Linked DNA regions of Homo sapiens: regions 2 and 3 are each linked to region 1. The links are chromatin loops, found by intact Hi-C in ENCODE. Cell type or tissue: heart right ventricle. All regions are shown on one strand.

Region 1 (8,000 bases):
GGGGAGGAGGTTCTGGGAGCTGGAGGTTCATTTCCTTGTAGAGATTGACACGCTCTTCACAGAAAGCTTTGTGCAGGGCGAGGCTTTGGGCACATGTTGTCACTCTGGGCAGCCTGGTGGGAGGGTCTTTGTCTAGTGGTGGCAGCCCCTGGAGTAGACACTTAACCCTGCTCTGGACGTAGTCACCACAGACGCCCATGCTGTGGGCTCGTTTTGTTCAGCCGAACCCCTTACCTTTAATGCCTCCTAGGGTCAGACTGTAGCCAGGCACTGGGAGTTGTGAATGCGCCACAGCCCCCCTTGAAGCCCTCCCCATCCAGTTGGAGGGGGCCTTTCTTTCATTCCTAAATACTTACGGGCCCCCGTGGGGGCTGGAAAGTGTTCTGGGCAGTGGAAGGTGGCGGTGAACCGAGTTCTCTCCCTAGGAGCCAACCCCTCAGGAGAAGACAGAGTGGCTGGGAAAGCAGATCCGTGCGTGATGCCCCTGGTGATGAAGGCTGGGGAAAACCAGAGAAGACAAGGAGACAGTGAGTGGCATGAACAGTTTCAGCAGAGTAGCCCGCAGCTACCAGGGCCTAGGCAAGGAGCAGGTTTGGAGGCCGAAGTGGAGGCTGAAGGGACAGCGTGCAGCCAAAGTGGAGGAGGAGAGGCAGTGAGGGAACCAGGACAGATCACAGGGCCCCAGGGACGGGAAGGACTAAGGCTTTCAACTCTCAGTCAGATGGGAGCCATGGGGGGTTTCGAGCAGAGGAGTGGCATGATATGACTTGAATTTTTGTTGTTGTTGTTGTTGTTGTTGTCGTTGTTGTTGTGACGGAGTCTCGCTCTGTCACCCAGGTTGAAGTGCAGTGGCGCTATCTCGGCTCACTGCAAGCTCCGCCTCCCGAGTTCATGCCATTCTCCTGTCTCAGCCTCCCAAGCAGCTGGGACTATAGGCGCCCGCCACCATGCCCGGCTAATTTTTTGTATTTTTAGTAGAGACGGGGTTTCACTGTGTTAGCCAGGATGGTCTCGATCTCCTGACCTCGTGATCCACCCGCCTTGGCCTCCCAAAGTGCTGGGATTACAGGCGTGAGCCACCGCGCCCGGCTGACTTGAATTTTTTAAAAAATCTCTCTGGCTGCAACGCTGAGGACAGATGGGTGGATCGGGGAAGAGGGAAGGGCAAGGGTAGATGCCAAGGGGGCGGGGAGGAAGCCAGTGGAATAAATGCAAGAGAGAGGAGGTAGCTGGGTCAGGGCAGTAGCACGGAGAAGGTGAGATGTGGGCAGTGTCTGGAAATCTCGCAGAGACGGCCAGCAGGATTTGCTGCAGGACTGGATGAGGGGGTGTGAGACAGGGTCAAGGGTTGGGGGCCACAGCTCTTGGGAGGAGGACATTGGTGTTAATCAAGATGGGGAAGACTGGAAGGAACAGGTCTGGAGGAAGGCATGGGATTGGCTTTCAGACAGTGAAACATGCGATGCCCAAAGACCTTCAAGTGGAGACATGCATGCAGAGTTGGATATGTGACTTTTAGTAGAGACAGGGTTTCACTATGTTGGCCAGGCTGGTCTCAAACTCCTGACCTCATGATCCGCCTGCCTCAGCCTCCCAGAGTGCTGGGATTACAGGCGTGAGCCACTGTGCCTGGCCGATGGATTTTAAGATTTGAAATCACTAAGAGAATGAGGGAGGACAGAAAGGAAGCCCAAAGGCAGAGCCCCAGGGCACCCCAGTCTTTAGAGGTCTGGAGATGGGGAGGAACCAGCACAGGAGACTGGGAAGAAGCCATCCCAGGGTAGAAGGAGAAGCAAGAGGAAGAATGGCAGCCTGAAGGCCAAGATCCAGTAAGGAGCCAGGATCCGTGACACCCGGAGACCAGCCTGGCTCCTGCCCTCCTGCCGTCCCACTGTGGGGAGGACACAGATGCAGACTACAGTCCCCACTATTATAAAGTGACAGGGACAGGGAAACGCATGAGTCCATTAGCATGAGATGAGAATGGGGGGAGGTGGAGGTGCACAGTGTAGGGGCCTAGAATGTGGACATTGGGGCTGGGGAAGACCCTCTCACAGAAGAAGGGCTCTAAGCCGGACATCAGAGGGTGAGATTGCATGCATGGCTTTGTGGGCAATGAGCCATTAGAGGTGGGCCCTAGATTTCCACAGGAGAAGGTGGGATGGGAAAAGGCAGTTCTGGCAGAGTCTGTAGAAGAGTCATAAAAGTATCGGTATGTAAGGAGGGAATGGCAAGTGGCCCATTTGGGTTGGGGGGTTCTGACCTTTGGGATGCTTGGAGACAAGGCTGGAAGGTTGGTGGGGAGGGGTATGAGAGAGGCAGTGGGGACCCTTGACCTCAAGGGGCTCACAGTCTAGTTAGGGAGGCAAAGCCCCACAGTGCAGGGAGGTAGTGGTGGGTGCCCAAGAAAGTGCTGTGGGCACTCTCAGGGCAAGAAGAGGTTAGCTAGTGGAACCAGTTCAGGCTGCCCCTGGGAGGTAGACCTTGAAGAACATGTTAGTGTTGAACATGCCAAGATGCACAGAGAAGATTTCTTGGCAGAGAAGACCACACTTGCCAAGGTATGGAAGCAGGAGCTTGCACCCCTTCCTACATGGGTACTGAGGAACCATTGGCAGTTCCTGAGCTTGGGGAGAGACCCAAGTTGGATCTGGCTTTAGAGTGAATAAGAGGTAAAGGGAAGGGGTCTTGGAGATAGGAGGACCCTTTTGGAGGCAACTACACAACCAGATCAGGTAGTGATGGCCTCGGCAGCAGATACAGATGGGACCTGTGGGGCGGTTTTCCTTTAAGTTGGGCCAAGGGTTTTTGCAAGCTGCAATCTCACGCTCACGTTGCCCTGCAGGGTGAGAGAGAGGGCCGGGAATGTAGTTGCACCCCAAGGCCTCACTGACCCAAGAAGATTTTTGTGGAGGGGCTGCCCAGTGCCAGTAGGGGCAAGGAGGGCCACATGTACTCACTATCATGCCAGCCCTTGTCCATCAACCTACCCCATTTAACCCTCCCAGGAGCCTTATGAGGCAGGTCCTAGTGTCACCGCCATTTTGCAGATGAGGGAAACGAGGCACAAAGAGGTAGAATGGCTTGCCCTATTGCACAGCTAGGGTATAAGAGGCCAGGATTTGAACATCTCCCTGACACCAAAGCCAGCCTCTTAGCTATGTGTGAGGTTGCCTTGCAAAGGCTTTATTCAGTAGCCAAAGGTCCGAACCCTCCCAAAGGAAAGGATCAAGAGGGTCTCCCTGACCTCGTTGCCCTTCCTCACTCCCTGGCCAGGCTGCTATTTCAAGGTGAACTAAGGGACCCCAGAACTGATGAACAATCGGTTCAATGAACTGATTTATCAAGCACTTAGTCTGTGCCAAGCATATAGGTTGTATTTATCAGATGTATCTAGGCCAGGTGTGTATGTGATGTATTTATCCTGGCTCAGGAACCTGCAGTGGCTCCCCAGTGCCCTGGTCCAGTGGTCTTAACCTCATTTTATAGATGAGAACTTTGATGCTTAGAGCAGATGTGTTGCTGGCTCATAGCGGCATTTGAACGCGGGGCTGCTGATTTCTGGGCCTGTATTATTTCTAAGACACCTCACTGCCTTCTGCACTAGCAGGAAGGGGTGAACCCCATGGCTTCAGAACTGGAACAGGAAAGTGGACCAACATGGAGCCCGCCCCAGCCACAGCCCTAGGGAAGCGTCCAAGCTGGCTCTTTGTGTATAAATCATGGTCTGTTTACTGAACAGGGAGTGTGTCTTTCCTCCTGGGGAGCTGCCCCAGGGTGGCTGCAGGTGCAAATAGGGTTGAATTCAGGATAGGGCCTTCTCTCCTGCCCAGCCTGACCGCTGAGTAGCCTCTGGACTGGAATGAAAGGCTTTCCAGTAAGTGCCTTGCTGGACTGCAGCTCAGCCATGTGCCAGGTGGGAATGGGGGTGGGAGACCAACCAAGAGAAGGATTCAGGAGCCTGAGAGCAGGGGCAGGAACTTGCCAACAAATCTCTTAGCAAGCTGCTTTCTCAGCTGGCCTCATAGAGCGTCCCCAGGGACGTCACGGGGCAGAGCTGGTCACGAGGAGTCCTGGCTGCCCTCCCAGCCTGATCTAGAGGAAGAAGGGCGCATGGGGTGAAAACACCAGGGAGCTCAAGGCAGGATTCAGAAATCAGACACTGCGGCTGCCTCTCCCCTGGCCTTGAAGGACATACGGCCTGGGCCTCTCTTGATCCGTAACTGATCAGAGTGGGTGGGGTGGGGTGAGCAATCAGATCTGCAACTGTTTTCACAGAGAATTGAGCGGCCCTGCAATGCCTGATGCGTGGAAAACACATTCCACTTGGCCTGGGGCTGGGCCAGTCCCCCCTTGGTCTAATCTTGAGTGTGTCCCATCCCCTCTCTGAGGTCTTCATCTATGACAATGAAGGGGTAGGGGCAGCAGGATCCCCCAGATTCTTCCAGGCCCTTCAAACGTCTGGTTTGAGGTCCTGTGATAGAACAGGAAGGGGCCTGAGCTACAGCCAGGAGCATGGACACCAGGCCTGTACCCTGTGTGCTGGGCACGATCTGCTTTGCTCAGTCTGCCTGGGCTCCTCAGTGCCTCCCTGCTTGAGCACCTCGAGAGGGTGAATACGGGCCAGGAACTCTGTTCAGCCCTGCCACCTACAGGGGAAGCAGCTGGGATGAACCGGCAAAGGATCAAGTCTGTTTGGCTTTGGGATGTGTTTTCCTACCACTTCTTAAGCATGGGAGGGGCTGACATTCTGGAAATTCACTTCAGCCCAAACAGGGAAGCCATCCCAGGACGCAGTGCTGGGTCCTTCCAGCCTTCTCCTCCCTCCTTGGCGAACTCCCTTCTGGTAATAGATTCTCCGACCTCCAGCCCATCCCAGGACACAGGGCTGGGTGCCTCCAGCCCTCTGCTCCCTCCTTGGCGGGCCCTCCCTTCTGGTAATAGATTCTTTGACCTCCAGCCTCATCTTCCTCCTAACTTCTCCCTCCCTCTCACCCTCACTTCCATTCTTTTTCCAGGCTGTATCCTTTTTCAGACCTTGCCCAGCCTAGAGAGGTGGTTAAGTGTGTGAATTTCAGAAGGATTCTCTGCCTTCAGTCAACACAAGTGAGCAGTTAGGAAGCACTCATTAAGGAGATTAGAGGCTAACTCTGAATTCAGGAGGTGCCGCAAAGCCCACGCTGCAGACTCAAGTGGGCTCAACAGGCTCCAGAGTTTCCACTGCGGAAGGTGGAGCCTGTGACTCTCAATGTTTTCAGCCTCTGCAGGGAGGACACTGAAGGAACAATTACTCCTCTTAGGGTTACACTCTGGTCCCTAAAGGAAACTACTGCTGCCTGCAATGACTCCATAGTTGTAAGGAGTTGATGGGAGGCGCCACCTCTTTCAGGAAGCCTTTCAGATAGTAGCAGGCATGTCCCTTTCTCCCTCCCCTCCACCTTCACAGTTTTCTGCACTGAGTGCAAAAGGCTCTGGTTGTGCCAGAGGGTGTCTTCCTCATTACTCTTCTGTCTGGTTCATGGGATGGAAAACTATCATTTTGCACTTATCTCAGCCTTTACTCCCAGGACAGGTGCCTGATGCCCAGTGGTAGGGGCCAGGCCTCGTAGCTGGTTCGTGCACTAGAATGAGAATGGCCGCAAATTTTTACTTTGTGTATTTGTTTGGTTTCTTTGCCCAAATTTTCTTTCCTTTTTTTTTTTTAATGGAAATAAGTTTCTGGTTATAAGAAAGTAACCCATGAGCTGAAGAAATCAAAAGGCACCTGTAATCCCGGCACTCAGAGGTAGTCAGTGGGTCATACCAGACTTAGTTCTGTACACTTACACTTTGATGTACAATAAGAATTATACTGTGTTTTTTTCTTATTTGCAATTTACTTAAAAAGAAAGAAAGAAAGAAAGAAAAAGATCCCGTGGATGTCTCCCCAGGTAAATAGGCACAGGTCGACCTCACCTGCGTGGATGACTGCATGGTATCCTATTTTATATTTGAGCCATAGTTCACCCTCTATTAGCTACAACTAATCTTGAAGAGACAGAGGATTGGCACGGTTGATTTTTGGGCCAGGTGCAGTGGCTCACGCCTGTAATTCCAGCACTTTGGGAGACCAAAGCAGGCAGATCACTTGAGGCCAGGCATTCGAGACCAGCCTTGGCCAACATGGTGAAACCCACTCTCTACTAAAAATACAAAAATTAGCTGAGTGTGGTAGCATGCATCTGTAATCCCAGCTACTTGGGAGGCTGAGGCACGAGAATCGCTTGAACCCAGGAGATGAAGGTCTCAGTGAGCTGAGATAGCACCATTATACTCCAGTCTGAGCGACAGAACAAGATTCTGTCTCCAAAAAAAAAAGATTTTTGTATGCCAGGCTGGATGAGGTGGCTCACGGCTCACGCCTGTAATCCAGCACTTTGGGAGGCCGAAGTGGGTGGATCACTTGAGGCCAGGAGTTCAAGACCAGCCTGGCCAACATGGTGAAACCCCATCTCTACTAAAAATACAAAAATTATCTGGGCGTGGTGGTGGACACCTGTGGTCCCAGCTACTTGGGAGGCTGAGGTGGGAGAATCGCTTGAACCTGGGAGGCAGAGGTTGGAGTGAGCCGAGATCGCACCATTGCACTCCAGACTGGGTGACAGAGTAAGACCCTGTCTCAAAAACAAACAAACAAAGATTTTTATATGCCAAAGCAGAGAAAAGTGGGTGGCTGATTGGCACTGATAGTTGACCCGCTGACCAACAGAAGAGTGGACCGAGTCTGGGAAGTGGCTCAGCCTGGGCCCTCGGTCTCTCTGGCCGCTGTTTGCTGCCTTGAGGAGGAAGCAGCCCATGGCGGGGACTCTGGGTCTCGGCGTCACCTTCGATGGTGGCACTGGAGTCCCCCGGATGGTGCCTGAGGCCAGCCTTTGCCACCAAGCCTGCGCTGGCATTGGAGGGGCCCTGAGAACGGTGGCTTGTCCAGTTGGGGAAAAGAGAAAGATGGCCCTGGGTCACACCCTCAATGCTCTGTGCCTGCAGGAGGCCTCAGCGGGGCAACAGTCATTGACTCCCTCGATACCCTCTACCTCATGGAGCTGAAGGAGGAGTTCCAGGAGGCCAAGGCCTGGGTGGGAGAGAGCTTCCACCTGAACGTGGTGAGTCAGAGGCCCTCGGCGGGGGAGGGGGGCGGGGGCCAGAAGAGGCCCAACAGCCAGCTTCACCCTGTCATCTCTGAGACCCAGAGATGTTGAGGGTCTCTCCCACGGCTGCACAGCCCAGCAGTCTCGGAACCGGAGCTGCCGTGCAGTCTGTGCTGAGTCCCTTCCTTAAGACAGCCTTGAGGTGGGGACATCCTCCCCAGTCTAGCATCTTCCCTGGGGAGGGGACACAGCCACGACCATCCATCCCCTCCCTGCAAGGTCAGTCATTGCTCATCTGGGGCACATTGCTTCCACCCTGGACGGCCCCTGGGGCTGGATCTATCACACACAGCAGCTGCAGCAAGTGGGGAATGGCTTTGTGGAGGGGGGACGTGGCTCATCTGCTGAGAGCTGCTCCAGCCTTGAGCCCGCCCTGCACTGGCCTGTTGAGATGGCCGGGTGGGGTGGGCGTGGAGTGGGTGGTGCATATCCCTTTGCAGACCCATGGCCAGGCCTGGGACCTCTTGGTCTCCAGCCTTGCAGGCACACTTGGTCAGGGACCAGAGCCTTTCAGAGGGAATGGTCGTGTGTCTGGATGGCACAACAGCCTTGAACACCACAGCCCACCATGTTGATCTCTCAGCCCAGACTAAAGCAAGGCATGCATCCCAGAGGGGAGCTCCCCACGGAGAGAGGCTATTTACATAGACTTGGGGAGTAAGCAGTGGAGACCGGGAGGGGCCGCATCCAAGCACACACCAGGCTCCATGTGGGCTCCGGGAGTGCCAGGTCCTGCTGCAGACAGGTCTGGGGCTGGTTCCTGCAGCTCCTGGCAGCAGCGAGGACCCTGCCTCCTTGAGAGACAGCTTGCCAGCA
Region 2 (8,000 bases), 47 kb before region 1:
AGCTCTGCCCATCATGGCCAAGTCACCACTAGCAACTAGAAATCCTCAGAGCATTAGCAGGGGGAAACTGTCTCTTAGGAGGTGTATGATTTCGGGCCCAAGAACCCATTCCTTGCACATACATTATGCCAGGCACCATAGCTGTATTCACTCTCTTTCTAAAATATATATATTTCTTAATTAATTCAGACGGGGTCTTGCTGTGTTGCCTGGGCTGATCTTGAACTCCCATGCTCAAGTGATCCTCTCAAAGTGCTAGGATTACAGGCGGGAGCCACTGCGTCCAGCCCATAGCTGTATTCCCTTTGTCTGCCTCACAGCCCTTATAAAATCTAAATTACCCATCTTATCCCCATTGCACAGATGAGGAGATTGGGATTTGGCAAGTTTGAGGACTTGCAAAGTCTTAATCCCAGTTCCGCTGGACTTCAAAACCCAAGCCATAAACTACCATGCTGCCATGTCTCCCAGTGACCACATACAGTGGCCGCCAAGAACACAGTGGGGTAGGGGAATGGTCTCTGGGTTGGTGTGTGCCACGTCCTGTACACCACTGCCCCCAGTGGAAGGCCAGGGAAGGCATGTGATTCGTGGTCAGGGTCTGCAGCCTCCCATCTCTAGGCATCATCATTTATTAGACATCAGCTGAGTACTCAGGGGTCGAACAGAAGACTCAGATTTCCCTCTTTTCTTCCACCATAGGAACATCTTTTATGCGTGCCTAATAACCTAAAAACATCTACAGTTCACCCTTGAACAACACAGGGGTAAGAGGCACCAACCCCCTGCACAGTTGAAAATCTGAGTATAACTTTTGACTTCCCAGAAACTTAACTGCTTATTAGCCTACTGTTGACTGGAAGCTTTACCAATAATAAAAAGTTAATACATATTTTGTATGTTCTGTGTATTATATACTGTATTATAATAACATAAGCTAGAGAAAATTAAATCTTATTAAGAAAATAAAGGAAGAGAAAATATATTCACTGTCCATTAAGTGAAAGTGGATCATTATAAAGGTCTTCATCCTCATCATTTTCCTGCTGAGCAGGCTGAGGAGGAGGAAGTGGGGGTTGGTCTTCTGTCTCAGGAATGGCAGAGGCAGAAGAAAATCTGCGTTGGCTGGGTCCAGTGGTCCATGTCTGTAATCCCAGCACTTTAGGAGGCCAAGGTGGGCAGAGCCCCTGAGGTCAGGAGTTCGAAACCAGCCTGGCCAACATGGTGAAACCCGTCTCTACTAAAAATACAAAATAATTAGCTAGACGTGGTGCCGCCCACCTGTAGACCCAGCTACTTGGGAGGCTGAGGCAGGAGAATTGCTTGAACCTGGGAGGTGGAGATTACAGTAAGCCGAGATTGCCCCACTGCACTCCAGCTTGGGCGACAGAATGAGACTCCATCTCGGAAAAAAAGAGAAAATTTGCGATTAGGTGGACCCACGCATTACAAGTTCATGTTGATCAAGGCCAAATGTACTTGCAAAACATACCATTGGCTGTCAGTGTGATGGACAGAGAGGAGAATGGATTTGAGAACTAGACCAGCCTAAGTTTGAATCCTGTCTCTGCCACTTTGTAGTCTTGTCACTTTGGGCGAGTTTCTTAACTTCTCTGCACCTAATTTCCCCATCTGTACAATGGGGATAACAACTACTTCACTCAACAGCTGTAAGGATTAAAGAAAGTTGATGGGTGTAAAACACCTGGTGTATAGTACCTGCCCATATACATTCATAAAATGTAGGCTGCTGTGATTATTATGTTTGTAAAAAGTAATAATGAGAATAAGTATAGTCCAAGGAAAGAAACAGTGCCTGGTGCAGAGTAGGCTTTCAGTACATTTTGTAGAATAAATAAATTGCCTAGTGCAGTCTCTGAGTGCCCTATTTTCCCTCATGTCCTTCGGCCTGGGTTTGGCTGGGTAAGGGCTGGGTCTTGCTGTGTTCTCTATTCCTCTCATCCCCTGCAGCTGCCTTGACCTCTCGTCACAGAGTACACTCCGAATCAGCAGACAGACCCTGTAAAAAGTAGCAGTTCTGCTTAGTCAGCAGATCTGATGTTCAGGCCTCTTCTCTGTGCTTGTGTGGCCAAAAGTAACATCTCCCTGCTCTGAGCCAGCCCCAGGATGACCATGAGGAGCCCCAAATTGGATTCCGCCTCTGCCTCGCAAATCCCCAATAGAACTGCCAGCCAAATCCCCATTTTGAGGGATGATTTATGGCCTTGGGTGAGTTAAGAGGCAAAATGAACACAGCATGATTTTCAGATCACAGGCTGGGAATGTTCAGCCTTGGCAGAGAGAAAAATCATCTTTGCCTTGTAAACGGAGCAAATATGATGTTGAAGAGGGAATAAATCCAGGCCCCAAGATGTCATTTTTACAATTGCTTTTTGGCGTGTGACTTAGTAGTGCCTTCTGCAAACTGTTCATACTCTCCCCCTCCACACACACACACCAGCCTTGGTGGGTCTTTTTGTCGGGGTGAGAGTTACTCCACCAGTGTGGCTGCCTTGGGAACTGCAGATGTTGCCAGATAGATAGTTTGTGAAAACCAGCTGCTTCCCTAGTACGTGGATCTCCACGTATGTTTCTGGGAGGTAGCAGCTTTGACTTCAGAGATATGCCTGGGTTTAAATCCCATCCCTAGCACTTACCAGCTGAGTGAAATTGGGCAAGTCACAAACTTCTCTGAACCTCAGTCTACTCACCTGTGAAATGGGGGGTTAGCACATAGTAAGCCTTCACCAAACATTACATTTTTTTTCTTCCCTGCAGGTATACACACCCTTCCCGGTGTATACATTTGACTTATCTGGCTGAAAATACCATAACTACTTGATGAGTTTTGGTTTTTGGAGGTTTTTTTCTGGAGAAAAAAAATCCATAGCTCCTGGAAACTCAGTGTTGGGCTATGTTGCTCACTGATTCTGGCAGGCCGCGGTGCACATTCCTGACCCAGGCTTTGAGTTTGTTTTGAGAAAAAGCTGTCATCAGCTTTGTAAGTGGTGATGTTGCAATTCCTTGGATAGAATGGGTCAGGCTTAAGGGCAGCAAGCAAACCTTCCTGGTAGTCACATGCTTTGAGAGCCCTGAAAGCGCCATCCGGAGGCCAGAGGATATAAAAGTCGGAGGAAATGGCTTAGGAGCACTGGTCACTGATAGCCAGGCCCTTAGCCCAAGGAAGATAAGAGAACCTGCTGTTAGACAGATGCTACGGCCCCATGGTGGTCTCCTTGTGGCCTTGAGTGACATGTGCACAATTCCTCGGCCACCTTCTGATGATCAGAACATTCCTGGGGCCCAAGGGGTGATCATCAGAGCAAAGCACGCCTCGAAATTAGCTTGCTGCAGTGTCGTGCACTCACACCGCCGACCGACCACTCACCGCTCCACACTCTGCGCTTTCCTTCTTCAAAGAGTTTTTGCCAAGCAGTTTCTAATTAAGATGCATCTTGGCCATTTTCTTGTTCTTTAAAAGGCTTTCCACTAGCACAGAGCATAATTTATTTCTCTAGAAAATATAGTAGCAAGTTGTTGTCAAAAGAAAATTGGAGGTTAGGAGCCTTGGGTTCGTGTCCCCGCTCTGGCGCCAGCAGCCGAGTGAGCCGGCCTCCTCTGGGCCTCGTCTCTTCATCAGTACAAAGGGGTTTGCTTTGTCTCTGCCCAGGGTTCTGTGACTGCTGGTTGGTTACTAGGTTGATTTCTTTCTGTCTTTCTTTCTTTTTCATTTCGAAGGGGGTATTGGGCTGGTCTTCTTGGAATCTGAGATTTCAGCAACAAGTCTTGTTCCTGTCAGGAGAGGAGTGAGTCAGGGTGTCTATTCCCAGAGCAAGTTGCTGGGGATGTAGGAGATGATTCATATTGAAATTGACATTCTCTCCTGGTGGCAGCGTGTTCCGCCCACTTTGCGAAGACCTTTCCTTCCTTAGAAACAAGGCTGAGCCTACAGCAAGAGCCTCCTTTTCTTCTCACCGCATTGATGGCAGCACTTGCCAAGTTTCCCAGCAAACCCTGTGACAAATAGGTATGTGCATTCCCAGAATCTCAGACTACCAGGCCACTTGGATCCTTTGTAGCCTGTGGTCCAGTGTCTGAGGACCGGGAGGCAGGTCCTGAGAGGGCCGGGACTACCTGAGGTCAGACAGCCAGGATCGAACCCTGGTCTTCTAACTTGAGCCTCTATTTTTTTTTTGTTTTAAAATTACTTTTTAAAAATTGGGGTATAACTTATAACATGTCTACATTAAATTGCACAAATCTTAAGTGCACAGTCTAATGGATTTTACATATAGTTACCTCTGTGTAACTGCCATGCAGGTCAAGATTAAAAGCATTTCCATCACCCTAAAAGGTTCTCTCAGGTCCCTCCTAGTCTGTAGCTCCCCAAGGGTAGCTGCTGTTCTTTTTTTACTTTTCTTTTCCTTCTTTTTTTAAATATAGACAGGGTCTAGCTCTGTTGTCCAGACTGGAGTGCAGTGGTGTGACCATAGCTCACTGCAGCCTCTAACTCCTGGGCTCAAACAATCCTCCCACCTCAGCCTCTGGGTAGCTAGGACTACAAGCACGGGACACCACGCCTGGCTAATTTTTTAAATTTTTTGTAGAGATGAGGTCTTGCTATGTTACCCAGGCTGGTCTCAAACTCCTGGCCTCAAGGGGTCCTCCTGCCTCAGCCTCCCACAGTGTTGGGATTACAGGCGTGAGCCACCATGCCTGACTGAGTGGCCACTATTCTGACTTCTATCACCATAGATTAGTTTTGTCTGCTTTAAAATTCTGTATTATACTGCATGTACTCTTTTATGGCGTGCTTTTTTCCTTGTTATTGTATCATGAACACTAGTTTGTTTTTCCTGTTTTTCTTTCCGTTCTGTTCCTGGACATTTTTATTTTCAGGATTTGGTTGTATCATATCAGAAAGAAACCTGTACTCAATGGCAGTTACTCCTCATTTCTCATCCTCTTTCCCCCCTTCCCCAGCCCTAGGCAACCACTAATCTACTTTCTGTCTCTGTATAGATTTGCCTGTTCTGAACACTTCATATAAATGCTATCATACTGTATCTGGTCTTTTGTTACTGACTTCTTTCACTAAGCATAAGGTTTCAAGGTTCATCCACATTGTAGCATGTATTATCAGTACTTCATTCCTAGTGTTATTTGGAATTGCCTAGGAATATTCCTTTGTATGGATATCCCACATTTTATTTGTCCATTCAGCAGCTGATAGACGTTTGGATTGTTTCTACGTTTGTTTGCTGTTATGAATAATGCTGATACGAACATTCATGTATAAGCTTTTGTGTAGACATAGGTTTCCATTTCTCTTGGGTACATGCCTAGGCATGGAATTGCTGGCTCTTTTGGTAGCTCTACATGTAACTTTTTGAGGAACTGCCAGACTGTTCTATAGCGGCTGCACCATTTTAAATTCCCACCAGGGGTGTTTAAGAGTTACGAACACTTCAGTGCATGTTTTTTGGTGGAAATGAGGAGTCGTTTATGTTGGAATACACCTAGGATTTGAATTGCTGGGTCATACTGTATTGGTATGTTAAGTTTTAGTTGGAGGCTGCCAGATTTCCAAAGTAGTTAACCAATTCGTAGTTCTGCCAGCTGTGTGTGAGAATTCTAGTTGCCCCATTATCCTTGCCAGTGCTTGCTATTGTCAGTATGTTTAACTTTCGCCTCCTGCTGAATGCTGCCTCTCTCATCATCAAACCCCACAATGTTCAAAGCCCCAGCTTCCTGGCCCAGAGCTCCCCTGCACTGCCTGCTAAGCGCTGGTCTAGAGATGGTCCCTGCTCTTCCTGCCTTCACTTACGGGTGATTTGGGGCTCCCACACCAGCTGCCTCAAGTGCTTCTTGCAGCAGCAGGAGCAATCAGTGAAGTCTTCCTTCATCCTCTTCTCTTCACACTCCCTGGTGCCATGGGGTGGCCTCTGTTTCCCATTCCACTGCAGCTCTGGTGTGACAGGCTTAAGGTTCTATTGAAGTAGAGCTTCTCCAGTTTGGTACCAGGATAGGGGTATTAATGGAGAAAGTGTTGACCTAGGAGTCAGGAGGCTTGGGTTCTTCAAACCCTGGCCCCACCACTAACTCACTGGGCAGGGATCACGTTTCCTTTCTTAGCCTCAGTTTTCTGTCCTGTAGAATGGGGATGATAATGCCCTCTTACAGGATTGGTGTTGGGATCTCATGAGACCGTTCCTTCATGCGGGTGGTTGTTCAGTGCCTGCCATGCGCTACAGACTGTTTAGGCATAAGACAAGTAGCAGGGAGCAAGACAGACGCTCTGTGACCCTCCCCGGCCAGTGAGGAGACAGACGCATGAATCATACTTCCAGTGAAGACCGTCCGTGCGAGTGCTGTGAGGTACAGGCTTACACCAAGGGCTCCTCAACTCATTCTTGGAGGGGTGAGCTTCAAAAAAGCTTACTGGGGCCGGGTGCAGTGGTTCATGCCTGTAATCCCAGCACTTTGGGAGGTGGAGACAGGCAGATCACAAGGTCAGGAGTTTGAGACCAGCCTGGCCAGCATGGTAAAACCCCGTCTCTACTAAAAATACAAAATTAGCTGGGCATGGTGGCATGCATCTGTAACCCCAGCTACTTGGGAGGCTAGGCAGGAGAATTGCTTGAACCCTGGAGGCGGAAGTTGCAGTGAGTGGAGATCGCGCCACTGCACTCCAGCCTGGGAGACAGAGCAAGACTCTGTCTTGGAAAAAAAAAAAAAAAGCTTCTTGGGAAGGCTGACCTCCATACTGAGACTGGAAGCATGAATGAAGAAGCATGAAAGGCTGGGCGCAGTGCCTCACGCCTATAATCCCAGCACTTTGGGAGGCCAAGGCAGGCAGATCACCTGAGGTTAGGAGTTCGAGACCAGCCTGACCAACATGGAGAAACCCCATCTCTAATACAAAGTTAGTTGAGCTTGGTGGTACATGCCTGTAATCTCAGCTACTCAGGAGGCTGAGGCAGGAGAATCGCTTGAACCGGAGAGGTCGAGATTGCGGTGAGCTGAGATTGCGCCATTGCACTCCAGCCTGGGCAACAAGAGCGAAACTCCATCTTAAATTAAAAAAAAAAAAAAAAGAAGAAGAAGAAGAAGCATGAGAGAGGGATTATGGCACAGAAACACATGGGCAAAGTCCTAGATGGGAGATGTGGCAAGACCTCGGCCCCTTGGGGTCTAAAAGATGTTCAGTGTGGCTGTACTGGGTGGGGGCCATGGTAAGAGACCATCTGTGAGTGGTGCTGGCATATAAATGGGGTCATAAATGCAGCTCCTGGTATTTCCTCCCCACTCTAGGTCCCAAGAGCCAGGATACCTGCCTTCTAATTGCTTTTCAGCCGTCAGTCGACTCTGCCACCCAGATGAGGCCTGATCCCCATCACAGAGCGTGGGCGTCTGGCATATGGTCTCTTGAGTTACTTCTAGGTCCTAAAATAGCAGGTGATTGGGCCACTACTGGGTGTGTTTCATCCTGGCTGATGACAGCCTGGTGCAGCCAGGCAGACAGCAGGGTCAGCCCTGGAGACAGAGGTGCTTCATGGGTCACAGTGGCCCCATGCCGGCCCCACAGCCAGTGGAGACTGAGCCATGGCCACCTCTCTGGAAGGTGGGAGCCAGGGCTTCACTTCCCGCTGCCACTCGGGGCCTCTGAGGCAGGCAGATCTGTTTCCAAGCTCCACAGACAGCTGTTCTCCCAAGCATAAACGGTCAGCATGAGAACTATGCAGGGATCAATAGGAATTGTTGAAAAATTCTGAAAAGAGAGCCCGGAGGAAGACAAAGAGCCCCGGAAGTATGTTGTCAGCACAATTTGGTGCTAATACTCAAGTTTGTTTTTCTTTTCATCAAAGTCTGAAAGGCAGTTGGAAATCCACTGCCCTTGTTTTTTTGTTGTTGTTTTTGTTTTTAATGACTGGATAAAGCACAATTGCATTTTCTCCCCCAATAACTTTGAATTCTGGGAATAGACCATGTAGGGATAA
Region 3 (8,000 bases), 130 kb before region 1:
ATGCACAATGGGGAAAAGATAGCCTCTCCAAGAAATGGTGTTGGGGAAACTGGATATCCACATGTGGAAGAATGAAATTGGACCCTTCTCTTACATCAAAATCAACTCAAAATTGATGAAAGACTTCAACACTAGAAGAAAACTACTAGAAGAAAACATAGGGGGAAAGCTCCGTGACAGTCTGGGTGATGGTTTTTTGGATATGATCCCAAAAGCATAGGCAACAAAAGCAAAAATAGACAAATGGGACTACATCAAACTAGATAGCTTTTGCACAGTAAAAGAAACAATCAACACAGTAAAGACAGAACCAATGGAATTGGAGAAATTATTCGCAAACTATGCATCTGATAAGGGGTTAACATCCAAAATATATAAGTGACTCAACTTAATAGCAAGGAAACAAATGACTCAATTAAAAAATGGGCAAAGGACTTGAATAGACATTTCTCAAAAAAAGACATATGAATGGACAACAGGTATATGAAAAAATGCATCACTGATCATCAGAGAAATGCAAATTAAAACCACAAGATATCACCTAATACCTGTTAGAATGGCTGTTATAAAAAAGACAGAAGATACCAAGTGTTGGCAAGGATGTGGAAAAAAGGAAACCTATACACTGTTGGTGGGAGTGTAAATTAGAATAGCCATTATGGGCTGGTCAGGAGTTTGAGACCAGCCTGGCCAATATGGTGAAACCCCCGTCTCTACTAAAAATACACAAATTAGGCAGGCATGGTAGTGCATGCCTGTAGTCCCAGCTACTCAGGAGGCTGAGGCAGGGGAATCGCTTGAACCTGGGAGGCAAAGGTTGTAGTGAGCTGAGATTGCACCTCTGCACTCCAGCCTGGGCAAGAGTGAGACTCTGACTTAAAAAAAAATAGCCATTAGGGAAAACAGTATGGAAGTTCCTCAAAAAACTAAAAATAGAACTACTATATGATCCCACAATCTCACTACTAGGTATGTATCCAAAGGAAATGAAATCAAGTCAGTCCAAGAGATATCTGTACTCCCATTTTGTTGCAGTATTATTCAAATAGCCAAGGATGCAGAATCAACCTAAGTGTCCATCAACAAATGAACGGATAAAGAAAATGAGCCTGGAGGACATTGTTAAGTGAAATAAGCCAGACACAGAAAGACAAATACTGTGTGATTTCACTGAAAACTGAAATCTAAAAAAGTCAAACTCATAGAAGCAGAAAGCAGCATGGTGGTTATCAGGGGCGAGGAGGGGAGAGGATTGGAAGATGTTGGTCAAAGAATACAAAATTTCACTTAGACAGGAAAAATAAGTTCAAGGATCGATTGTACAACCTGGTGTCTATAGTTAATAGCTATGTATTATATACTTGAAAACTGCTGAGAGGAGACTTTAAGTGTTCTCTCCATAAATAGGTGAGATAATGCATATATAAATTAGCTTGATTTAGCCATTCCACAATGTGCATAGATGTCAAAACATCGTGCTGTACACCATAAATGTATACAAGTTGTATTTGTCAATTTAAAAAATAAAAAAATGCCAAGGGGCCAGTATCATTATCCTCATTTTCCAAATAAGAAAACAGGCTCAGAGTGGATGTCTGAGGGCTTGAATGTGGCAGGACCCAGAACTGCTCACGGCCCCGTGACTCCAACACTCTTTGCACAGCTGTGCACAGCTCTCCTTGCAATGCCCAGAGAAGGTTATGCCCTCCACAGCTACAAAGATATTGGGTCTTCTGTGGCAAAACCCTGGTGACAGTGGATGCCCTGGGGTGACCACGCCGTCTTCCATCTGAATGTATCCTCCTACTGTCTGCTGTGTTAGAGATGAGGCATTATGAGAAGGAGAAACTATTTGTCAAATGTAATTAACAATTAGAAATGACCTAAATGTCTAACGGTAGCAGATTGGGTAAATAAATAATCATAGAGCCACATAAGAAGTACTATTTGGCTGTTCAGAACAATTAAGTAGAAGAGTATTTAATTTCATGGAAATGCTCCTGACATATTGGTACATTAGAAAAAGCAGACTGCCTAAGCAGTGAGCATGGTACAATTCCATTTTAACAACAACAACACACATATCATAACGAGTCAACATTTATATACCCATACTCATATTCATAGCAGCATATTCACAATAACGAAAACATAGAAGCAAACCAAGTGTGCATCGATGGATGAATGGACAGGGAAAATGTGGCAGATACACACGATGGAATATTATTCAGCCTTAAATGGGAAGAAAGTTCTGTCACATGCTACCAAATGGATGAACTGTGAGGACACTGCGCTAAGTGAAGTGAGACAGTCACAAAAAGACAAATACTGTATGATTCCACTTATATGAGGTGCTTAAAGTAGTCAAATTCATAGAAACAGAAAGTAGAATAGTGGTTACCAGGGGCTGGGCGATGGGAAGAATGCGGAGTTAGTGTTTAATGAGTACAGAGTTTCAGTTTTAGGGGATGATAAGTTGCTGGACAGCACAGCTGTCCATAGGAACCAGCCATAAGCCACTGGGGCTTGCAGTGCACTGGAAATGTGGCTCGCCTGAATTGCGATGGGCTATAAATGTAAAACCCACTGTAGATTGTAAGACTTGGTATGTAAAAAAGAATATAACTTTTCTCATGAAGGATTTTTTTTTTTTTGAGATGGAGTCTCGCTCTGTTGCCCAGGCTGGAGTGCAGTGGCATGATCTCAGCTCACTGCAACTTCCGCCTCCTGGGTTCAAGAGATTCTCCTGCCTCAGCCACCCGCATAGCTGGGACTACAGGTTTGTGCTACCAGGCCTGGCTAATTTTTGTATTTTTAGTAGAGATGGGGTTTCTCCATGTTGGCCAGGCTGGTCTCGAGCTCCTGACCTCAAGTGATCTACCTGCCTGGGCCTCCCAAAGTGCTGGGATTACAGGCATAAGCCACTGCGCCTGGCCTCACGAAGGATTTACCAAAAAAAAAAAAAAAAAAAGATTTGGCTGGACACAGTGGCACACGCCTGTAATCCCAGCACTTTGGGAGGCCGAGGCGGGTGGATTGTCTGAGCTCAGGAGTTTGAGACCAGCTTGGGCAATATGGTGAAACCCCATCTCTACTAAAATACAAAAAATTAGCCGGGCGTGGCAGCGTGCACCTGTAGTCCCAGCTACTCAGGAGGCTGAGGCAGGAGAATCGCTTGAACCCGGGAGGCGGAGGCTGCAGTGAGCCAAGATCGCACCACTGCACTCCAGCCTGGGTGAGAGTGAGACTCTGACTCCAAAAAAAAAAAAAAAAAAAAAAAAAAAAAAATGGAAATGATAATCTTTTGGATGTATGGGATTAAATAAAATATATTATTAAAATTAGTTTTACCTTAAAAAAAAACTTTTGAAAAGTTAAAAATTCAGTGGCTCCAAAACTCAGAAGTCTACACCACACACATTAATCTCTCATTTAAGCCCCATGCCGGTGCAGCCAGTGCGGATCCTCAGAAGGCTCTGCTGGTCACCGGGGCCCTGGCGGAGGGTGCAGCTGCCATCTCATCACTGTCAGTCGCCCTGCTAGTGGGACAGTCGCAGCTCTAGAGGATATGGCACCCTCAATTAAATGCTTGGGACTCGAAGTGACAGTTGTCATTTCTGCTCACAGCTTATTGGCCACAGCTAGTCACACGGCTCCACTCAACCACAAGGGGGCGGGGCAATCTCACCAAGTGCCCCAAAGGCAGCGATCTGGAACTATTTGGCGAACAGGGCAAAATGACTAGCTCCGTGCAGCTTTTTTATTTCTTTAAAATACATAGAATAGAATAATTTTTAAAACGTAGAACGGAATAAAATAAGAAATATAGTATGTTTAGAATTTTTAATTTAAAACTTTAAATATTAGGTTATGTTTAATTTTTTTTTATATCATGTGTGAGGTACAATAAATATTTGTGGAATGTTGACAGTTCTTTCTGAAAAGGGATCACAGCTATAATGAATATGACTTTTTGGCTTTATTACTAACAAAGTGCTTGCCCGGGGGTCATCTCATTTAAGGTATTATGGGCCTCTTTGCAGATGAAGAAACTGATCTAAGACAGATGAGTGACCTCCCCAGGTCACCCAATCAAGTGGCAGAAGTGGGACTTGGGAACAAGTAAGATAACCCATGAGACTTCTTCTTCAAACCCCAATATTTCTTCTCTTTCCTATATCAACCTCAAATCTTAAGCTTGCTATTCTTTACTTCGTTTAATAACACTAACATTTAACATACTGAGTACTATCATCACTGCTAAGGAAACTAATGCTCAGAGGAGGAGACTTGCCCAAGGTTACGTGTCCCTGAAGAGGCAAGACTTGGATTCGAATGTGGATTTATGAGAATCAAAGCTACAACCACAATGCCCTTCTGCCACTCTGGCTTATTGACCTGCTTCTAGAAAAAAACTTGAATGGCATAGGGGATAAGTTTTAAGGGGACTTCCCATGATTGTATGGTCCAGGTGGTGTTCACCCAGCAACACCTGCCTGATGCCTTCAGCCCTTCTTACCATCCTAACCCTAGAAGGGCAGATATTTTGACACCCTGCATAGAACCTGGAGCCTCAACTCATGGACATTTAAAAAACAGACACACACAAACAAAAACTCCTTGATATTAGCAAAGGTAACCAGGTGACGAAATTATGTCAGGGTTGCATTTTAAAGAGACTGTTTTATTTCTGGCTTTATGGTGCTTGATGTAAGCTTTTAGAAATGTATTTTTATGATAATCAAAGATATTTATTTTACATGCCCTTTAAAAAGTGCCAGGACTGTAAATAATAATAGCTAACATTTAGTTCCTACTATATGCCAGGCACACTGCTTAAACATTAAAATGGATTATTTCATTTTAGCCTCACAATGTCAGTGAGGTAAACATAACCCGGGACCATGGAAACAAGAAGAACCTTGATGCCTTCCTGTGCTTGTGGAAGCGGCATCAGCTGGGATTCTCAAGTACTGCTAGCCAGCGTCTGCTCTGCCTCCAGCTGCAAGTTACTTACAGGCTCTGATCCTTAAATTGCAACATTCCACCATTGGGCTGAATGATCTCGAAACTCCCGGAGAGGAGGGGCTTCTCTGAGCAGTGCTCAGCACAACAGGGCTTCCTAAACAGCCACTATTATCATCCAAACAGGGAACATGTCTTCTGAAATGAAAAGCGGTGTGTACAGTCTGACAAGTGAAAGTTCTCATAGGGCCATGGACAGAGTATTTGAGATTCTAGCATCTCTGGAAGCGTTGAGTTACAATATAGCAGTTTGGGTTGCTATCTTGCCTGCCACTAGGAAATGAGGCAGTGCTGATTCTTTTTGTCTTTTGTAACATTAGTTCATATTTATTGAGTGCTGCTGTGTGCCAGACACTATGCTATTTACAAAAATTAGCTCCTAAGTCCTCATATCCACCCTACTTCGTGGGTACTATGATCATCTTCATTTCACAGATGAGGAAACTCAGGCTTCAAAAAGTGGGCAATTTCCCAAGGTGTCACTGCTAGTAGGTGACTGAGTCCAGGCTTAGATCTGGCACTGTGGCTACAGGGTCCTCATTCTTACCACTCTGTGTTCCCTTCTCCAGCATACTAAGGACTTGGCTTTGGGAGTAGATCTGCTCACTCGAAGGAAGAGTAAACATTTGCCTCAAGCTCTTTACAGTCAGTGATCTTATCTAATCCTCACATCATCTTTCTGAGGTGAGTATCACTATTAATCCCTTTTGACAGATGGAGAAATTGAGGCTCAGAGAGGTCAGACAAGTTGCCCAAGATCAACCAGCCAAATGTGTGGTAAAACCAGGATTTCAGACCCGAACCTGTCTGACCTCAGCCTTGGCTCTGAGCCAGGGTTTCTTACCCTTTGCACCATTGATATTTGGGGCCCGATAATTCTTTGTTGTAGGGGACTGTGCTGTGCATTGCAGTATGTGCAGTAGCATCTCTGACCTCCACCCACTAGATGCCAGTAGCACTCTGCCCCCAGTTACAACAATCTAAATTATCTCCAGAAATCACCAAATATTCCCTAAGGGCAAAACTGCCCCCAGTGGACAACCCCTGCTCCCCTGCTCTAACCACTAAGCACCCAGTGCTAGGACCCATGGCAAAGCCCCAGCTGACTGCTGCTTCTGCTGCAGGACCGGGGTCTCGGGTAAGAAGAGTTAAAATAAAACCTTTACGCTGTCATTTTAAAAGCCTCATGCCAGGTGTTCCTGGCTCTATGACCCTGAAATTGACCACCACTGCACAGTGAGGTATTGACTGGGTCCCACAGCCTGCTGGGGTGAGCCCAGGATGGCTGGAGGGCCTTTTGTCTCTCAAGACTAACTTGGTGTGCTCTCGGGGGTGGAGCCCCTCCCACAGTCATCAGTGTCTCTTCTGCCCAGTGCCAAATTTGTCTGGTGGCTATTAAGGAAGCTGCCTGATGATTATCCGTTGGCTCAAGCTTGGCTTTATCTCTAGTCTTCGATTCTAAATGAGACTAATGACCATTTGAGATTCAGATTCTGCACCAACTGCCCAGCTGCCTCCTCAGTGAAGGAGCTGAAGGGGAATCCCTTACAGCCTGGTTCACTGCTCCCATCTCAGCAAATACCCCCACCAGGCAATAAGAGACCCTGGAGATACCTCCCTCTCCATCACTGCCCAAGTTCAAGCCATCACCTGATCCTGTCAATTTTGGCTTCTAAATATGGTTTGAATCCTGTGGTGCTATCCATCTCCCACTCCCCAAATAGTCTAGCACAGACTATTGCAATATCCTCTGAAAGGTACCCCCTTCATTCACCCCTGTCTTCCATTTTGTCTTCCACACTGTAGCTAGAGTAACCTTTAAAAGTGTTCATCTGAACCTACCCACCCACCTCCCCCTACACTTTCCCACTCCTACCCTAATTCATCCGGTGTCACTTCTTGTCTTTCTCCATCACTTTCTCTACTCCAGACCTACTGATTTCTATTCTCAAAAGCACCATGTTCCCTCCAACCCAGGCACTTTGCCTGTGCTGCCCCCTCAGCCTGGGCATTCTCACTCTCCTTCTGCTAGGTAACTGCACTCATCCTCAGGGGGAGCCTCCCCTGGCCCACCCAGTGAAGCCTGGGTCCAGGTCCACTGTTGCCTGCTCTTAGGGCAATGTTTCACTCTCCTTCCTCTCTCTGATCTTAGCTCATACTCCTTTGGAAGTTATTTGTTTAAACTCATCTTCCCCATGAGACTGTAGGCTTCATGATAGGAGAAATGTGTCTGTTTTTCCTCACCACTGTATCCCTAAAGCTTAGTGTATTGCCTTGGGTTGGGTATATACATCAGGCACCTTGTACCTGCTTGTTGAATGACTGAATGAACTTATATAATCCTCCCAATGAGCCTGTGATGATCTTGCCTGAGGCCAGTGCTCTTTCCTTGCTCTCACTACGTATAGAACCTGCTCTCACAGCATTACAAGACGGAGACAGTAGACTCTGACAGGCATAGAGGGCTCTGGATCCTGATTGTCTGGGCTCAAATCTCTCTTCTGCCACTTCCTAGCTGTGTGACTTTGGGTAAGTTCCTTAACATCTCTGTGCTTAATGGTACCCCTCACATGGGGTGTTGTAAGGATCAAATAAGTTAGTCTTTTTTTTTTTTTTTTTTTTTTAGACACAGCCTCACTGTATCACCAAGGCTAGAGAGCAGTGGCGTGATCTTGGCTCCCTGTAGCCTCTACCTCCCAGGTTCAAGTGATTCTCGTGCCTTAGCCTCCTGAGTAGCTGGGATTACAGGCACATGCCACCACGCCGAGCTAATTTCTGTATTTTTAGTAGAGACAGGGTTTCACCATGTGGGCCAGGCTGGTCTCGAACTTCTGACCTCAGGTGATCCGTCCACCTTGGCCTCCCAAAGTGCTGAGATTACAGGCATGAGCCACTGTGCCTGGCCAGTTTAGTCTTTAACTTGTTTTTAAAAGGGCTCAATCGCATAATAAGTTCTCCATCCATCTTAGTAGTTG

What was found. Peaks named below come from ENCODE experiments on the same cell type or tissue, not always from the same donor. Only the 100,000 strongest peaks of a DNase experiment are listed, where the experiment ranks them.
Region 2: it touches region 1 in a loop (6-fold over the local background); 41 of 110 quality-filtered maps call a loop at or near these places.
Region 3: it touches region 1 in a loop (6-fold over the local background); 51 of 110 quality-filtered maps call a loop at or near these places.

What each region holds. Positions count from the first base shown.
Region 1 is chr1:25,739,645-25,747,644 of GRCh38, forward strand. MAN1C1 (mannosidase alpha class 1C member 1) reads left to right here. Exons shown (of 12, transcript NM_020379.4): 3 at 7,024-7,139. Among named protein-coding and RNA genes, the nearest start is that of SELENON, 57 kb to the right of the region's middle. In heart right ventricle, a CTCF peak has its summit at 4,653 (motif pointing left); DNase peaks (open chromatin) are centred at 3,680, 4,067 and 4,647; H3K4me3 peaks cover 526 bases; H3K27ac peaks cover 3,951 bases.
Region 2 is chr1:25,692,225-25,700,224 of GRCh38, forward strand. All of the region lies in intron 2 of MAN1C1 (mannosidase alpha class 1C member 1), which reads left to right. Among named protein-coding and RNA genes, the nearest start is that of MAN1C1, 79 kb to the left of the region's middle. RefSeq lists silencers at 293-541, 3,714-4,008 and an enhancer at 3,486-3,985. In heart right ventricle, CTCF peaks have their summits at 566 and 3,107 (motif pointing left); DNase peaks (open chromatin) are centred at 3,107 and 7,474; H3K27ac peaks cover 6,443 bases.
Region 3 is chr1:25,605,111-25,613,110 of GRCh38, forward strand. No RefSeq gene overlaps it. Among named protein-coding and RNA genes, the nearest start is that of MAN1C1, 7.7 kb to the right of the region's middle. In heart right ventricle, a CTCF peak has its summit at 3,675 (motif pointing right); a DNase peak (open chromatin) is centred at 3,671; H3K4me3 peaks cover 637 bases.